Linked DNA regions of Homo sapiens: regions 1 and 3 are each linked to region 2. The links are chromatin loops, found by intact Hi-C in ENCODE. Cell type or tissue: Caco-2. All regions are shown on one strand.

Region 1 (4,000 bases), 72 kb before region 2:
ATGTCATTTTTTGATGATCAATTAACTGCTTGTTTTCAAAAATGTACTTGATAAAAATTTAGAGGAAATTATATCCATCCATATACAGTTGGAAGGTTGGGGTATTATAACATCTATGTCAAACAAGTCCAAGGACTCCAGCATGGATATACAGTAGTCAGTAAACCCAGAAAATAAAGAAGCCTTGATAAAATACGTTTGGTAAGGTATATTGCTAACTTATTTTATCCATCCAGGGTTCTCCTGACATAAAAGTCAGAGAGGAGCTACTTTGGTCAAATATCTATCTGTAACAAGGCCTGAAGGTGTTCTTAATCTCGGGACATATGAAGACAAAATGCCTTGTTAAAAATGACCAAACTCACCATGAGAAAATAGATGTCAACTTATGTTACTATATGTAATTATATACTACTTATGCTAAATTATATTTAGGTTGCAATAAATATTTGAAATTTATCCTTTTTAAAGACTGACAGAAATGAGATTCTGTGTCTTTAAGTCTAAGTCTCTTTTCTCATCCTCTTCTGTTCCTCATTCTTCTGCCTACATGGCCTATGTACTGAATCATGGGATGCTCTTGTTTATACTCACTTACAGTGAATGTTGATATCTTGTATTTGGCTAACATTTCTAAATCTGGAAAGTATGTTATCTTTCTTCAAAGCTAGGTTGAGCACTAGATCCTTATCAATGGTATGTTGCATGTATTGGGAAAGCCACAAATTGGAGTGTATAAAAACTGAAGTGTTATATTTTATTTTAGTGGCCTTAATTTATTTTAAATATAATTTCAGAAATTGGCTGTACAAATTCCAGAGGAAGGGTGGGTTTATTTAACACTGTGGTCTTCCCATGTTAGGAGTCAGATAACACAATAAAGTCTATATTATTGTTTGTCTATTATAACACCTATTGACACATACATGTTCCCATCTGACCTATGGTCATAGATTCACCCAGGCTGCTGTTTATTCCAAATTTAGGGCACTAATCCCTATGCCATGGCTGTACTGCTCTCCATGCATAAAGGATATGTTTTATGAATTTGAAACACATCAGGGTCTGGGTACCTTTCACACTGATACTTTGGAAGGCACCACTTTAGCTCTATGAGCATTCTTAATGTGTGGTCACACCAAGTGTATCCTGAATAATTTCCTATATCCTTCCTCAAGAAATCTTCATGTGGTGTGGCAGGGGCAGAGCACAAATCTACTTCTTGAGGAAATGCCACATACTAAGCTGTTTACATTCTCTCTCATCCTTCTCTCATTTTCTCCCAGAGAAACTCCATCTAATCTGGGGAGAGAGATAAGGTGGGTAGTCTGTTTTCTCATCCTATCTTTCAAAGTTATCACTTGTGTCATGTGATATCTGAGTTCTTGAGAGTTTAGGCTTTTGAATAACTGAGGACTGGATTTTGGTAATCCTATAGAATTTTGCTTTTTAAAATGCTGTATTGTTCCTCCAAAGGGAGAAGTACAAAGGGTACAAGAAAATCTGAGGAAAACTCTTTGGTAAATATTTCAAATACCAGCCTTGGTATTTACTTTCCTCTAAAATGGTTTGCACACATCCTGCTGTGCCTTCCAGCATTATGTGAATTTCTCCTCCAGTTGCCTCTGTCTTCTACACAAACTGCAACAACAGGAGGGAACGTTACTTTCCCTACAAAAGTGCTGATTTTTAATTTTCTGTTTATGACATTAGTGGCTCCCCTATTGAGAAGAAATATGGATGCCATGACACACACTGAGCTATGTCATTAAACATTTTCCACTCTGCCACACCTCCATCCTGCTGGCTTTGGTAGCCCAGCAGTATAATCATGTAATAAAACTATACTCAATATTTTATGAGCTTCAGAAGCATATAATAAACTCTTAAGTGCTATTGATATACGTAATGCCAAGCAATCAGTACAGATCAAAGAATCAGCTAGTTTAGCAGGATGAGATCCAATTTGAGCTGCTGTCATTGAGGAAGGGTCATGTTTAGTGGTTTAATATCAAGAGTATTACAGTAATTGACTCTTCTGTTGAGTACAGTGCAGATGTTAACACTACATTGCAGTAGAGTAACATATTTAATAAGTAAATGACACAACCTCAATCTTGGCTTAAAGGACAGTAGCTGAATTTGCTGCAAGGCCGACATATAACATGAACACTATAGACTCTATGTCCATAATACATAAACCTTATGACTGTTAATAATTAATTAAACTGAAGAATTATTGTCTTCTACAACCCATCCTTCCTAAACCTTAACTGAACTATGTTGTCTGGTTAGAAAAAAAAAGTTAAAATAAAATTAACAAGTATATAATTAAATTTTAAAAAGCAGGACAAGCATCATATGAGAAGTAATTTTTTAATGTGTTATGAAAGGTAGATTGAATGTTCACATTCAGTTGGAGAGATCCAAAAGTCTTCATGGAGAAGTTGTCACCTAAGACAAGTTTTAGAAGATGACTAAGACTTTAAATAGCAGACATCATGCATAAAAGTAAGAAAATATTAACGTGAGTAAGATGGAGAATAACATGACTAAATAAGAAAAATATGGGGGACATCCAACAAGTAGGTTTGATCTATGTGACTGGAGCATAGGGTAATTAAGAGCAGAAGGTAAACTAAAAATGGGTCTGGAATTGGTAGGTGCAGCAAACACTATGGCGCATATATACCTGTGTAACAAACCTGCATGTTCTGCACATGTATCCCAGAAGGTAAATTTAAATTTAAAAAAAAAAAACTAACTACGACCCCCGCAAAAAAAAAAAAAAAAAAAAAAATTGGTCTGAAGCCAGATACTGAAAGACCCGACATATCAAGTTAAGAGTATCTACCAAAGTTGTTAGGCAATAAGAAGCTACTGAGGGAATCAAACTATGTTGACTGTGTTTTCCGCAATTTTTCTGGATTGAGAATAAGCTGTCACATATAAAAACTAACTCTTACTCTTTTTTCTTGATGCTTTTTTCTATGTCTATTTTTAAATCTAGGTTCCCAATATTAATCCTTGTATTTCACTCTCCTCTGCCACATAAACACACAGACACACGTACGAATGATCATGTGTCCACACAACCTGGCAAACTCCTTTCCAAGCTGACCTACTGCTTGTTGTTTTATTATTGCCTATGTGTATTTTTTTTCTACCATGAAAATATACGCAATAGTTTTAGATTAAAATTATGATGATTTCTGGTCAATTTTTTGAGAAGCCCAACTTCCATTCACTACATTTTTTTCTTTTGCTGTTTACATCACAGAGGCTAAAAAAAAGAAAAAAATAAATACTCACTCTGTCAGATTTTCTTGCAATGGAGACCTGTCCTGTGATAGATATCTTGGTACAGGAACACAAATCTTTTTTGGTGGCTTCTGGGAAAGCTCTTGCCCAGGCACAAGGGTTGAATTAGTATCATTAGCACCACTTCCTTCCTCTGTCCTCTTCCTGAAATGTGAACATGATGCTTGTAACTGAGGATAGTGGGGAGACCAAGGGGATTTCAGAAATGTTGGTTTTGATATCTTTGAGCTATTGAACTAATACTAACAGACTATCTACATATATCTAATTATATGAGAAAAGTAAACCTCAAGTTGCTTAATCCAATGTTAGTATACTTGCTGCCAAAACAATGTTCCTATTATACGATGTTTATTTACTTTACATAAATCTTGACTTTACGTAAATCTATAGAGTGTGTTTAAGTCAAATAACTTATTTGCTACAGTCCACATATGCCGAGTCTCACTTTTTTCATTTATAAAATGAGGAAAATATCACCTACTAAGAAGAATTATCAGAACTAAGGGCAATAAAACATCTAATACAGGATTTAAAAAGACATCTAGCACAAGGCCTGGCCCAGAACAGTCAACAAATAAATACATTAAAATAAATGAATAGATGAATGAATAAGACATTTATACCTCTGAGAAGCTCATTTGAATGGTATTAAATTTTTATTGGGTTGATTGCTTAG
Region 2 (4,000 bases):
AACTCCAGGACTTTGATATATAAAAGATTCTGTTAGTAAAATGTGCTACAGCTGGGAGGTCACAATAAAAGTTTACACTGGTGGCCATTGCCCAAATATATGCATAAATCAATCAAGCCAGAGGGTGGATGGAGTTAATGTTGTAGATAAATGCAGCCAATTCAGGAGAATAAGAGTACAGAGAGATTTTATAGCACCTGAGAGATGCAGAGGAGCCTAATTTTACACTTGAAATTTCTAGTTCTACTTCTTTCTAAGATTCATGAGATGCCCAGGTGGTTTTCTGTTTCTTGATATCAGAAGAGTCATAAAAGATTTTCAGGAGTCTCTGTCTCAGAAGAAAAAACAATTATAATATTTTATGTTATCATAACCTTCAACATATACTCTACATAGCTATATTTGTTCAGCATCTACTGTATACAAAAGCCTCCCCAGAAATCACAGAAATAGTATAGGATATAGCAAAGAAATAGGATATAGTAATCCTATATTTTATCTTCACAGAATTGGATGAGTTTTAGTAGGTCACATATTCCAGCAAAAGCATGTTTCTCTTAGTTTCCCATGCAGCTAGGTGAGGTCACGTGAGTAGCTTCTAGCTGTGAATTGGAAGTGCTCTGTGCAACTTCTAGGTGAGGTCTTTAAAGATAGGGAGCATACTTTCTATCCTCCCTTATACCTTTCCTGTTGAGTAGGATATAGCCATTACAGTAACAATCATCTTAAACTACAATATGGTAGCCAGACCATGGTGACGGCAGTCTCTAATATTACGGACCTTTCATTTAAGATCTGGATTATTTACCCTTGTATTCTTGCATGAAATCTCCATGTTATTTAACTCAATGTTACTTTGTCTTTGCTACAGCAGCCAAAGAGATATACTAACAAACAACATTGATGAGAAGGAGATTCTGTTAATAGGAGGAAGGAAAAGCATCAAAGGTAATTAGATGAAGTAAGATGATTTAGTTTTGGAATTTAGAAGGAAGTGCATACTTCACCAAGATGTTAAAAGAAATAGGCAAAAAAAAAAAAAAAAAAGAGGAAAACTGCACAAAGTTAATGTGTTCTCAACCACAAAAATAAAGTGAGTAAAGAACACAGCAGATGTTTCCCCAAATATAGTTGAGGTAGTGGTTAAGGATGAACTTCATATGCACCCCCCTGATTGCCCTAAAAAAAAAGTATACTTCTCTATATTTAATGTAATCTACATGCAGATATAGAAAAAAAGATATAACCTGCTACATATTATCTAATTAGCACCTCATCTAGGGTAGATCCAGGTATTTCTGACATCAACAATAACTAAGGTCATGGTTAGAGAACTTTAATTATATAGAAAACGATGAATTTGAACTTGTGCTTGAAAAATCTTCTGTGAACGGCATGCTTGCTTTTCCCTAGGACTTTGCTAAAAGTAATGTAGATAATAAGTATGTAGTCCTTATCTACAGTCTCACAAATTCCGGTTATTGGCCTTACTATCTTGAAGAACTCTTTATCTGAGAAATGTTTTAAGTTCCTTTTCTTGGTGACCTGTGTGAGCTGCTTTGGGATTCAAGTAATTGTAGAAGCTTGCTGTTAGATTGTTTTCCTTGCGCTTATCATTATCAACCAGGGAGAATGGAATGGCCCAGTGAGGGCTGTGGGAGAAAGGGAGGGAGACAAGAATCTGTAGAAACCTTAAGAGTTTAATAAAGGTTCCAAAAACAAATATGCTGAATCTAGATCTGTAATCAACATGAAACGTTTCTGTTTTGATGATAGCGGGATGGACTGTCCTCTCCCCAGCTATGATGATGGTTAATCTAAGATAGAAAGCAAATCTTAATTAGATACGTTAAATGCATTTATTCCTATTAAATATTGGCTTTATTTCTTGTAGGACAACAATAATGATTAATGTTACAGAATTGCATTTGTGTAAACATAGATTTTAGTACTTAACAATAATTATAGAAAGCTGTGAACTTGGATTTCCAAGGACAGAGAGAAATAAAGAAGTAAATAATACTAATTTATATGGACATATTATATCCTAAATATCAGAATAATAGTTTGTTCCCTTGAAAGACTTAGATAGTTTTTGCTCGGGGAAGCCTTCTCAGAATTCCTACCCATGTATCTAGGTTAGGTGTTTCTTTTCTGTGCTTCAATAGCACAACTTATCACTCCATTATAATACTTTTGTAAATTTATTTTTCTGCCTCTATACAGTAAACTCTCTGATAGTAGGAATATATATTACTTGATCACCATATGTTCCAGTTATCAATTTCCAGATAACAAATAACTCCAACACATTGTGGCTTAAAGGAACAATCATTCTGTTCACAATTTTGTAAACACATGTAACAAATTATGTACAAATTCTGTTGTAAACAAATTCTGTAAAATTCTGTAAACAAAACAGAGTGTAGAGCCCTGCCATCTGGACAGGACTCAGTGAGAAAGTCTTGCCTTTGTTCCACACAGTGGATGAACTGGGGCTGGAAAATCTGCTTCCAAGATGGCTTCTTTGAATGGTTTGTGTATTCATTATCTATTACTGTGTGACAATTTACTTCAAATGTAGCGGCTTAAAAATATAATCAGCATTTGGGTTTTTTTTAACACAGTTTCTGTGGATTGAGTATGCAAGGAAGAATTAGCTGGGTGGTTCTGCTCAAAACCTGTTCTCAGAACAGTTTTGTGGTTGCGAATAGCTGGGTGGTTCTGCTCAAAACCTGTCATGATACTGTAGCCTAGGGTTGCAGTCACCTGAAAGTATGACGGAGGCTAGGGAATCTTATTTGTAAATGGCTCACTCACACAGATAGGGAGCTGGTATTGGCTATTTGTAGAAGACCTGAGTTCCTTACCACAAGGACCGATCATCGGACTGCATGACACAGCAGTTGGCTTTCCTCAGAGTGGTCTAAAAGACAGCAAAACAAAAGCTGCAATGGCTTTTAATGCTTACCCTATGAGGTCACACGCTGTTATTTCTGTTATATCTTGTTGGTCACACAGTTCAGTCCTATTCAGTGTGAATACAAGAAGGTAGGAATTATTATGGCCACTTTAAAGTCTGGCTACCTACCACAGCTGCTATATTGGCATTAGCTATTACCTGTGCTTTCCCATAAGGCTCCTCGGACTTCCTCACAGCATGGTGACTGCATCTCAAGAGAAAGAGGAAGCAAGGAAATTAAGACGCAGAAAGTAACACAGTGACTATACCAGTTTTTAAATCCTATACCCAAAGATGGATACATTATTTCCACTTTATTCTACCAATGAAAGCAGTTATTTATCCCACACAGAATAATCTATAAAAGAAATGACAAAGAATTTGTGATTTTTTTTTTTTTTTGAGATGGAGTCTCACTCTGTCACCCAGGCTGGAGTGCAGTGGCACTATCTCGGGTTCAGGTGATTCTCCTGCCTCAGTCTCCCAAGTAGCTGGGACTATAGGCTCACACCACCACGCCCGGCTAATTTTTGTATTTTTGGTAGAGACAGGGTTTCACTATGTTGGCCAGGATGGTCTCCCTCTCTTGACCTCATGATCTGCCCACCTTGGCCTCCAAAAGTGCTGGGATTACAGATGTGAGCCACTGCGCCCAGCCATTTGTGATCATCTTTACAGTCATGTGTATGACATATAAACTAAGCACAATGTTCTGAATTCCATAGGCAATCATTAAATGTGGGTTCAAAACATGAATGTATTTTGAGTTTAATTTTTAAAGTATTGATTGGTATAGTTATATGCAATAAACATTTTAGAATTGAAATTTTTACATACACTAATACATTCACAAATAGAATAAATAAAAGATGCTTTTATGTTCCAGTTAAAGTGCATATTATATTATTTAATATTAGCCATTATCATTTCTTCCATGGAAGCTGCTTTCTCAAAACATTTTTTTTTCTGTAAAAATGAGTTTTGAGTGGAACCTGAGACTACTAAAGGCTATGATGACATAATACTGTTATTATTAGA
Region 3 (4,000 bases), 86 kb before region 2:
GTCAGAAGGCCCCACTAAGTGAGGAGAAGCAGGGAAGGGAACTATGTGGAAAACAGTCTGGCCACTTTTCCATGAGGTGGCTTCACTGTGCTGGAGTTCCGTGGCAGTCCCTAATCACCATGCACCATCCAGAGCCTGAGGGCAACAGGGTGAGGGCTGTGGGGCAGCAAAGCTCGTGGCCAGCCTCTATCTCTGGAAGCTCCATCCCAGGGAAGTACAGAGATGCTACTGGTCTGAGAGCCTAGGCAGTTTTGGTGTGGCCATGCTAGAGTCCCAGGCCAGTGGGATTTTTCCTGCGAGGTGCATTGGAGGCAAGGCTTGCAGTCTGTCCCTGCTCAGATCCATAGTTCTTGTCCCCTTCCTGGGAGCATGCAAGGGAGCCTGACCTCCCTGTTGCCAGACCTGCAGCTGTGAATGCCAGGATGCCCAGGGATTCAAGGCTCCCAGGACTCTGGGTGTACATGAGCGGAAGCCAGACTCCACAAAGCTCTCCATGTTAGTCTGGAGGCCTCAGTTGTTGGGGGTAATAGCAGATCTCCTGAGCCCAGAGTTGCAAAGGTCCATGGCAGAAGTGTGGGCTCCTGGGGATTCTCACTCACTCACCATTTCCCTGCAGTGTGAGGTCTCTCCTGGCTCCATGCCATGCCTGGGTGGGTGGTCATCCTGTCTCACTCCTCTCCATTCTCCATGGGTCGAGCTGTTTCCTTGATGAATCCCAATGTGTCCACCTGGATGTTGCAGTTGAAGAGCTAGTATTTACTTGACACTTTTTCTTCTGTGAAAGCAGCACACACTAGCTGCTTCTAGTCAACCATCTTAGTGCCTTCCCTATCACTGGCTTCTTAAGGCAAATGCAACTTTAATTTATTAAAAGCTCCTCGAATGTTATCAGCTGGAAGGGATTCCACTGCAGGCAAATGATGCATTTTTATTTTTATTGACACATAATATGTCTTCATATTTATGGAGTACATGTGATATTTTGTTACATGCTTAGAAAGTATAATGATACAGTCAGTGTATTTAGGGTATCCACCACCTCCAGCATATATCATCCAGGATATGGAAACATGTCCTATCTTCCAGCTATTTTGAAACATACAATACATTGTATAAATAAAGGTTTTGATCTTTTGGGATTTCAACATTCAGGAATGTCAATAGAGATTGTGTGTTTGGGGATCATGATCCAAATCTGTGAAGTAAGATAGTTATAATAAGCTATAGGCTAACTTTGTGGAATATAGTGAGCATTCAATATCAGTAGCTGTTACTAGTGGCCATGGTTGTTATTTTCATGTGTTTGCTGGAGGGAATACTTGAAATTCTTCCCAGCTAAGTAAATTAGAAGACCAGTCTTTATCAGTAACTTATTTTGCTGGCCCACAAAATGCTAAAGATCTCAGATAGGAAAAATGTCACTTTTTCTCATTTGTTAGAGAAGGTAATTCTGGATTGCATTTAATGAGCTTTACATCTGTGGACTTGAGGCTGAGTCATTCATCAAAGTCTGCTATAAGTCTTCTCTACCTGCTCTAACAGTGGCAGTGTCTCTGCTCCTGGTGACCCTCATATTGTGCTATCACTCACAGGTGTTAAACCTGCTTTATCCATGACATGGCTTTTATATACAGAACCTCCAAGCAAGCTCCAAAGTGCTTTATCAAAATTGGGCACTCTGAAAATGAAAAGCCCAGTGTGTGTGCTGAAAGTTATCATAATACACGATCTCAATAATTGGTTCCACAGAGCAAAGGACAGGCATTTGGGCTATGCTGCTTAGAAAGCTCTGTGTGGACAAAATCTCTTTTCTAAGACAGAGATTCTTTGCAGAGAGTAAGGATGATGTAATGAGATAAGCATTGAACCTGGCATCAGGAGAACTGGCATCCCAGATCAGTTTACATATGAATTTATTCCAATGGTTTACATCTCTGTGTCTCAGTTTCCTCACTGGGAAATTGGAGATAATTATACCTACTCCAGAAGGCTCTGTGAGGTAATATATGTGACAGAACTTTCCACTGTGCATATTAAATAGTGTGTATATGAATCATGTTTGCACAGGAAACATTTAAATGTCAATTCCTGGGCCCTCCACCAGAGATGTGGACTTAGATCTGGGGTGAGACCGACAAATTTAAATATTGATCATGCATTCTGCAGGTTATCTGCAAATATTGATCATGCAGGTTATCTGCTGACCATACTTTCAGAAACTTTGGAATTTTTGTATATTGTGTACATATGAGTTACTTAGTACTACTAATGGCTATAAAAGAAGCAAATGTAGTAAGTTATTTTCTCTGTTTGAAAATATTAAACAGAAGACTCCCCGAGAGAAATATGTGGATTCAGAATATTCCTGTCTTCCCCACTATTTTCAGCATAAGTATTCTTATCAAGAGTGAAGCAAGTGATGAAAACATTAGTTTACCCATAAATAAAGACAGATTATAAGGCCTTATTGTATCATGTGGCTAAACAAACTTAAGGCTTGAATATAAATAGAAAGACTGAGATAGAGAACAGAGGGTGACATAAACTAAATGTATCTTTGTTTTGGCTTGAGTAAGATAGGCAATACCACTAACCTGTGGCTTCTCCTTAGCCACATAGCTATGGCCTCAAAATTAACTAGCAGTGTCTTTTTAATCAATACCAAAGTCCTGGGACAAAGTAATAAATGGGGAAAAATCAATACCTGAAGGAATATCACAGTATTTCTGTCCTATCAAAACCAGGCTCTGAGCCACTATTGTCTGTGCAATTTATACTCTAGAAACAGGTGTTACGATTAGTTTCCAGACACCACTATTACAAGCACAGATGACCTCTACCATCCCTATTACCAGGAAAGCTATTTACAGAGGCAGAGTCAGACTTTCCTTCTGGGTTATTATTTGAAAGGTGCATAACGGACTCCCTTCTCTGGCCAAAAATGTATTTCTTCCGCTGACCTGTCCCAGCTGATTTCATATAACCTCTCTTAAAAGAGCTTTCAGGAATCAACTAAGTACTTTTGATGAGTTAAATTAAATAGATGTTTTATTATATGGTAGGAAGAGTCAGAAACACAGGAATATCCTGGATTCCTATCTCTTTTAGGAAGTTAAGTAGTCATTAGCGGTCTTAAATTACATTTTGTAAGTTTTGTTTCAGACAATGTAAACTAGTTTATTTTTAAAGAACTCTCCTGCTTAGAATGACTGGAAAATTGCAGACAAAATAATAAAGTAAGGTCTGTGTGTAAGCATTGTTTGTAAGCTATCAAGGAAATAAGGTTCATCAGACCAAGATCCGAAAAATGAAAGAAACACAGAAATGTGAACCTGATACTTGGGACAACTCATTCCCTTAAAGCATTTGCTGATTTGAAAGTGGAAGTCGAGAGGCTAAGAAAGTGAAACAAGAACTTTTGGTAGGTTCAGAGGCTAGGGGAATAAAAATTGGAGATCAAAGACCATCAAGAGTGAAGGGTCCCAAACTGGGATGTCAAAAGTTTACACCCTAGGAATAAGAGTCAACCTGAAATATACCAACCCTTTCAAGATTAAAATTTTCTCAATCCCTGTTTTTATGAAGGTAGCATGCTCTTCCCCTAGGTATCTGACAGGAGCAAATTCATGACCCCACTAGTGTAATATATCATTATCCAAAACTTCAAATTATCTCTAGAAATGTTTACCTCATCTTTTCAACCAGTGCTACTGGTTTAATTGGATTATCTGCACAGAAAAACAATGGCTTCATTTTTACTTTGTACTGTACACAGAAAATTCCAGTTATTTAATAAAACTAAAAGTGAAAGGCAAAACAGTAAAGCATATAGACCATTACAAGAGGTAATAACTATCTAGAAGAACATTTTTAACTACATTAAAATTAAAGCCTCTCTTAAACAAAAGAAATCTTTAAACGTGAGCAAAACAAAACGTGAGCAAAACAACCTATAGACTAACACATGACGTTTGCAAAATATGTTGTATCCAGTAGGATG

What was found. Peaks named below come from ENCODE experiments on the same cell type or tissue, not always from the same donor. Only the 100,000 strongest peaks of a DNase experiment are listed, where the experiment ranks them.
Region 1: a loop joins it to region 2, with 5 times the contacts of the local background. A loop is called at or near these places in 1 of 110 quality-filtered maps.
Region 3: a loop joins it to region 2, with 14 times the contacts of the local background. A loop is called at or near these places in 1 of 110 quality-filtered maps.

Annotation. Positions count from the first base shown.
Region 1 is chr1:69,424,765-69,428,764 of GRCh38, forward strand. No RefSeq gene overlaps it. Among named protein-coding and RNA genes, the nearest start is that of LINC01758, 6.5 kb to the right of the region's middle. In Caco-2, no CTCF peak of the experiment used is centred here; no DNase peak of the experiment used is centred here.
Region 2 is chr1:69,496,498-69,500,497 of GRCh38, forward strand. LOC105378789 (a long non-coding RNA gene) reads left to right here. Exons shown (of 12, transcript XR_947488.3): 3 at 872-948. Among named protein-coding and RNA genes, the nearest start is that of LINC01758, 65 kb to the left of the region's middle. In Caco-2, no CTCF peak of the experiment used is centred here; a DNase peak (open chromatin) is centred at 1,614.
Region 3 is chr1:69,410,473-69,414,472 of GRCh38, forward strand. No RefSeq gene overlaps it. Among named protein-coding and RNA genes, the nearest start is that of LINC01758, 21 kb to the right of the region's middle. In Caco-2, no CTCF peak of the experiment used is centred here; no DNase peak of the experiment used is centred here.